Regions from separate parts of the Homo sapiens genome. Here region 1 is linked to region 2. Evidence: read pairs that join two places in POLR2A ChIA-PET (ENCODE). Cell type or tissue: CD4-positive, alpha-beta T cell. All regions are shown on one strand. Links, peaks and the distances in the headings refer to the core of each region. The heading gives the core; the rest is flanking DNA. Region 1 overlaps MBNL1 (muscleblind like splicing regulator 1). Region 2 has its middle 26 kb from the start of MBNL1.

Region 1 (2,841 bases), core at 342-2,841, 67 kb before region 2:
TTGAGAGCAAACATGCTCTTTATGCCATATCATGAACAAAATAGAATCAACGATTCTTATATTTACATGGTCAAATTTTTGTCCAATTACATATAACAAAAGTCTTAAAAAGAATAGTGTGAGCTATTTTTAAATACATCATTAAAATTAATGTATTCACATGAAAAAAATTCTACCTACTAGATCTAAATATTTCAGCATTATTGATAATTATTACAAATAAACAAAAAATTAAAATAAACTACTGAAATTTTAGTCCTAGAAAATTTCTGAAATGTAATACTCAAAATCACAAACAAGCATGACATACAATAAGATATATGAATCATTGTCAAAGAGGTGGTGAATGGTTTCATCTGGATTTTAACTTAATATAGTACAACTTGTAAAGATTTACAAAGGTTTTTAAGCATATTTCTGTCTTACTAGGCATATATTAGAAACAATATAATATAAATAAATGCCTAGTAAGATGAATAAAATCTCAGCCTCTTATAAAATAATGCCTTGAGCTGGGCGCAGTGGCTCACGCCTGTAATCCCAGCACTTTGGGAGACCAAGGCAGACGGATCACGAGGTCAGGAGTTTGATACCAGCCTGACCAACATGGTGAAACCCCACCTCTAGTAAAAATACAAAAATTAGCTGGGCATGGTGGTGCATGCCTGTAATCCCAGCTACTCAGGAGGCTGAGGCAGGAGAATCGCTTGAACCCAGGAGGCGGAGGTTGCAGTAAGCTGAGATGGCACCACCACACTCCAGCCTGAGCGACAGAGTGGGACTCTGTCTCAAAAAAAAAAAAAAAAAAAAAAAAAGTCTCATGGTTCTGTGCATTAGAAAAATAACAGTTATACTACTTTTGTGATTTAAAATATATTATATTTCAAGCAAAAAAAAAGTTATGAAATGAAACACTTCCTTATCTGATGCCTTTACCTCAATTCCAAGCTTTATCTTGAAATCCTGAAATTCTCATGGGTTCCCCCCAACCCCCCCAAACAGTCTATTATTCTGATTTGCTATACTGTTCATCCTGTCTGCGGCATGACTTAAAATTCTTCTGGACTTTAGGTTCAGACTCTGTATTGTTAGAATATTAGTTAAAATTTTAATATAAATTTCCCACACCAAATGAGAAAATCTAAACAAGCAATTATTCAGAAGTGACTTTCTAGATTAAGAAAAAATGTGAATGAGCATGTTTTAAACAGCACAGTTGCTTAAATTTAGGCAACTGAAATGATTTAACAAATACTTGCCCACGTATGTACAACAGTCTAATATGTAGTTTCTCTAATAATCAATATACTATATTTTTGTCTATACGAGGTCACTGTATAGTGCTTCATAATCTTGCTATTTAAACAAGTTAAACTTAGCATAAAGACTAAAAGCATAGGCTCTGAAGACAGACTTTCTACACTGAATCTCAGTTCAGCATCTCCTGACTGTGTAACCTCGTAAGGGTTAATTGTTCTTAGCTTCTTTAGTTTATATAATCAATAGATGAGGATCAAATCAGGGGAATAAAATTAGCTGTTTCTACATGTGCTACCTAAAAATCAATCTGACTCAGTTTTATCTCACTGAATTATAGAAACTGATGATGAGCTTAGTATAAATCTCTTACCATACAAAAATTAGTGGTGTACTCATTCTGACTAATACAAGCACGTATAGTCTTTTACAGCACACATAACCACAGCTAAAATTCATCTGCTCCTCCTACACTGACTATGCAGCGGTTTCCAAAATATTTCATAACAAACTTCTCAGATACACAGGAAGGCATTTAATGCTTACTTGTGTGTTACCTGAGCAAATTTGTGTTCTACTGGAACATTTTAAAATTAAAGACTAGAAGGGTTTTAAAGTATTTTATTATCCTATGATTATTTTAATCTTCGTTGTGCTTTTCAGAAGCTCGAAAGCTTATAATCACCACTAGTCTATCAACACCCAAAAAGGCAAAGACTAGTTATAAATGCTTCCTAGGATTGGGAGATGTTACTACTTATTTCCAGTCTATGAACGATTAGATGAGCAAAGATATCTGAAAGCAAATTATCGTCTGAATGCAGTAATATGGAAAAGAAGGAATTACAGATGTAATTTATCCATCACAAGCAGATCCTAAACACTGATTATGTCTGTATTTTTGCAGAAAATTGAAAATGATAGAAAAGCTTCCTAGCTTTTCTGACTTTAATTTTCCATGTTTTACTTTGTGTAATTTACTGTCAGCTATTAACAGCAGATGCTTCTTGCCTTATTTGAGAACAGCCTGGACTTAAGTATAAGTGATTCTGAGATCCAGAAGCCTACGCACTAGGTCTGATTTTTATGCAGAGAGATAAATTCTAACTTAAGATACTGTACTCATATGAGGTCTGGAGAAAACAGGGTCTTGGATCTCAACCTCATATTAACATAAACTAAAATATAAATATAGCTTAATAAATCTAGACAGCTTCAGAACAATTTTGCTGGGCCTAAAATTGTGATCTAGGGTTAAAATACAGGTCGTTACCAACTGACCCATGATGATTCAGGGACAGCTGCCACAGTCTGGTGGCCTGTGGCTATGTGAAGTCTTTTACTGGGGATTCCCTCTAGTTCTTTTATTCCCACTTGTGATGTCATAATTAATAGTGTGAGAGAGAGGGAAGGGGAAAAAGGAAAGATAAACCACCAGAGCCATTTCTTTCTCTCTTCCTCAAGTATCTCTTTCACTGACCCTGCAATTGCTGTCGAGAAACTTCCCCCTCCTAACCATTGCCGCCACCACCTAATATACTAGTCTCCCTGTTAGTAACCGGCTCCTTGAGGACTGTATTGTTA
Region 2 (2,923 bases), core at 128-2,627:
AGAGCTGGGAAAGAAGAAAAGTTATCAAATTTGTTAATAATCCAAATGCCTCTTCAGCACTAAATTGTGTGCAAAATTACAAATACACAAGAAAGATAACGTTTTATTTTGCAGGTAAAATAATTTGGAGATCAATGAAAACTTTAAATTTTTCCAGGTTTTTAAAAGCTTGTATGTGAAGCTGAAGCTTTGTAAATGTATTAAACTTTTTATTTAAAATGTCGGTTACTTACTTGAAAGAGTTATCAGGTTTATCTAATCTACACTGTAATGTGGCCAGCATTTAAATTGTTGCTATATAAATAGCAATCCAAATAATAAAATGAAAAATAGCAAATAATTGTTCTTACCTCTATGCTTAGTTATAGTTGCTTGTTAAGCTGCTTCATGGGTTGAGACAAACTACCAGCACTTCAAAGAGCTCAGTTCTCTGCTCAACTCTCTTCTCTAGTTACATTATTTTTTTTCCTCTGCAAAAGGATAGTCCACCAAAAGAGGAAGTTATGAAATAACAGTCATTATGCTTTATCCATTTTATGGGGCATGGAAAATTATTCATAAAGCTTACACTTGAAATCACAGCAACAGGCTATAATTGGTGCCTGTACACATATATAATTAAAGTATATGCATGTTTATATGTGTAAGCAAATTTTAGAAAAGTTAAGCTATTGAAACCTATAGTTGGCCTGGCACGGTGGCTGACGCCTGTAATCCCAGCACTTTGGGAGGCTGAAGCGGGCAGATTACCTGAGGTCAGGAGTTCAAGACCAGCCTGGCCAACATAGTGAAACTCCGTCTCTACTAAAAATACAAAAGTTAGCCTGGCATGGTGGCAGGCGTCTGAATCCCACTTACTCAGGAGACTGAGGCAGGAGAATCGCTTGAACTCAGGAGGCGGAGGTTGCAGTGAGCTGAGATCGCGGCCATTGCTTTCCAGGCTGGGAGACACAGTGAGACTCCATTTCAAAAAAGAAAAGAAAAGAAAAGAAACCTATACTTGATTAAGTAGTGCTCGTTTACATAAGGAAGCATCTCCTGTGTGGCTCAATGATCACAGAAAACATTGCTCTATGCAGAAGAAAACTGTCCAGCTGATATATGGGAATTAACTTGCTTTTACAAGTCTAATTAATTTAAAGTCTTTGAAGTATGACACAAATGCTAATCTGACTACAGGCATCTTATTAAAGGAAGAAAAAAAAAAAACCTCCAGTAAACAGACATTTTCCTGGAATTTGGGTAGCGGTTTTTTACCTACAAGTCTCAAACTTCCTTTCTCATGAATAGTTGCCTGTTACATATAGATAAAGCACTGCAAAACTGAAACTGTTACTTACACATGAACTATGGTCTTTCACTACTTCAGCCACAAGAGTAAAAAACAGGTGCAGAGGTGCAGATCCTGCAAAACTGAACATTTAGCTGGCTAAGTTTCTTACAGGTTGGAGTAGTAAATGAGAATATTTAAAGGACAGTAGGGACAATGGTTGAAAAAAGACATAAAAAAGTTGATCAAAGCAAGTACTACTGCCAAATTCAAATAAAAGGATATATACAAATATATTTATCATGGGTTTAGGTTGCCAGATAATAGAAGCCAATGTGTAGCTTCATTTTTTATGTGTGGCAGTTGCTCCCAAACTCCCTTGCTCATTGGGGAAGAAGGAGATGGATTGCAAGAGCAATACAGTAATTATGCAAACCTCCACATGTTGCAAGAACCACTTTCTGGACTTTAGAAGCTATCATGCTGTCACTGCACCACACTCTTTGCTTTTTATTTAACCTTATGTCCAAAGAGGCATTAAAGAGTACTTAGACTGGGCACAGTGGCTCACGCCTGTAATCCCAGCACTTTGGGAGGCCGAGGTGGGTGGATCACTTGAGGTCAGGAGTTCGAGATCAGCCTGGCCAACATGGTGAAACCCCATCTCTACTAAAAAAAATACAAAAATTAGCCAGGCACTTTGGCAGGCCCCTGTAATCCCAGCTACTCAGGAGGCTGAGGCAGGAGAATCCCTTGAACCTGAGAGGCAGAGTTTGCAGTGAGCCGGGATCCTGCCACTGCACTCCAGCCTCGGCCATAGGGTGAGACTCCGTCTCAAAAACAAACAAACAGAGTAATTAGGAGATGATTAGAAGCTGAAATATTTTCCATTTCACCTAAACTCATACTTAATGTGAGTTTGCAGGAAGTTAAATAAACCAAATGCAGAAAGCTGTCCCCTCCATAAAACGCACAAAAAACAAAAACAAATAAACGAACAAAACCCCAGTATGTCATTGATATCAAATTTTATTTGAATTCCTTTGTGAACTACTTATAAGGAAATCCCTACAGAGAAGTTGTCAATGTGATTAAAATTGCTTAGATTCTATGTGTTTAGACAAATTTTAAATATTATTGTATTTGGGTATCATTATATAAAACACTAGGCTTATCAGTCCCCAAAGACCCAGTCACACTCTGGAAGCATAGTCCTCAATGTCTGCTGTAATTTTAATGTATTTCCTCAATATTTGTGTACCTTTTGCCTGAATAGTGGATGTATATCTCTACTTCTCTTCTTCTCTAATGATCCCTTCCAGGCTGATAAATATGCTCAAGTTTCTTCCCTATTAAAAATTCCTCCTCTGACTGACTTGTCATATTACTTTCTTTTTCTTCATCAGAACTTTTTGAGAAAGTTGCCCACATTGACTTGAGCCCTTATATCTTTTTTGTATGTGTGTATGGTAGAATATATTTAACAAAATTTACCATTTGAACCATTTTTAAATGTACAGTTCAGAGGCATTAAGTACATTCACACTGTTAGGCAACCATCACCACCATCTATCTCCAGAACTTTCTCATTCTTCTAGACTGAAACTCTGTACCTATTAAACAATAACTGAACGTTCCTTCCTGCCCTCAACC

The links. ChIA-PET counts read pairs that join two places held together with the same protein. Peaks named below come from ENCODE experiments on the same cell type or tissue, not always from the same donor. Only the 100,000 strongest peaks of a DNase experiment are listed, where the experiment ranks them.
Region 1: POLR2A ChIA-PET joins it to region 2 with 14 read pairs; 9 of 35 experiments call an interaction of 5 or more read pairs at or near these places.

What each region holds. Positions count from the first base shown.
Region 1 is chr3:152,308,976-152,311,816 of GRCh38, reverse strand. All of the region lies in intron 2 of MBNL1 (muscleblind like splicing regulator 1), which reads right to left. Among named protein-coding and RNA genes, the nearest start is that of MBNL1-AS1, 41 kb to the right of the region's middle. In CD4-positive, alpha-beta T cell, for the core only: no CTCF peak of the experiment used is centred there; DNase peaks (open chromatin) are centred at 1,706 and 2,600; H3K27ac peaks cover 1,175 bases.
Region 2 is chr3:152,241,868-152,244,790 of GRCh38, reverse strand. It overlaps a transcript of MBNL1 not described here. Among named protein-coding and RNA genes, the nearest start is that of MBNL1, 26 kb to the left of the region's middle. RefSeq lists enhancers at 966-1,095, 1,226-1,285. In CD4-positive, alpha-beta T cell, for the core only: no CTCF peak of the experiment used is centred there; DNase peaks (open chromatin) are centred at 440, 940, 1,330 and 1,691; H3K4me3 peaks cover 2,034 bases; H3K27ac peaks cover 2,296 bases.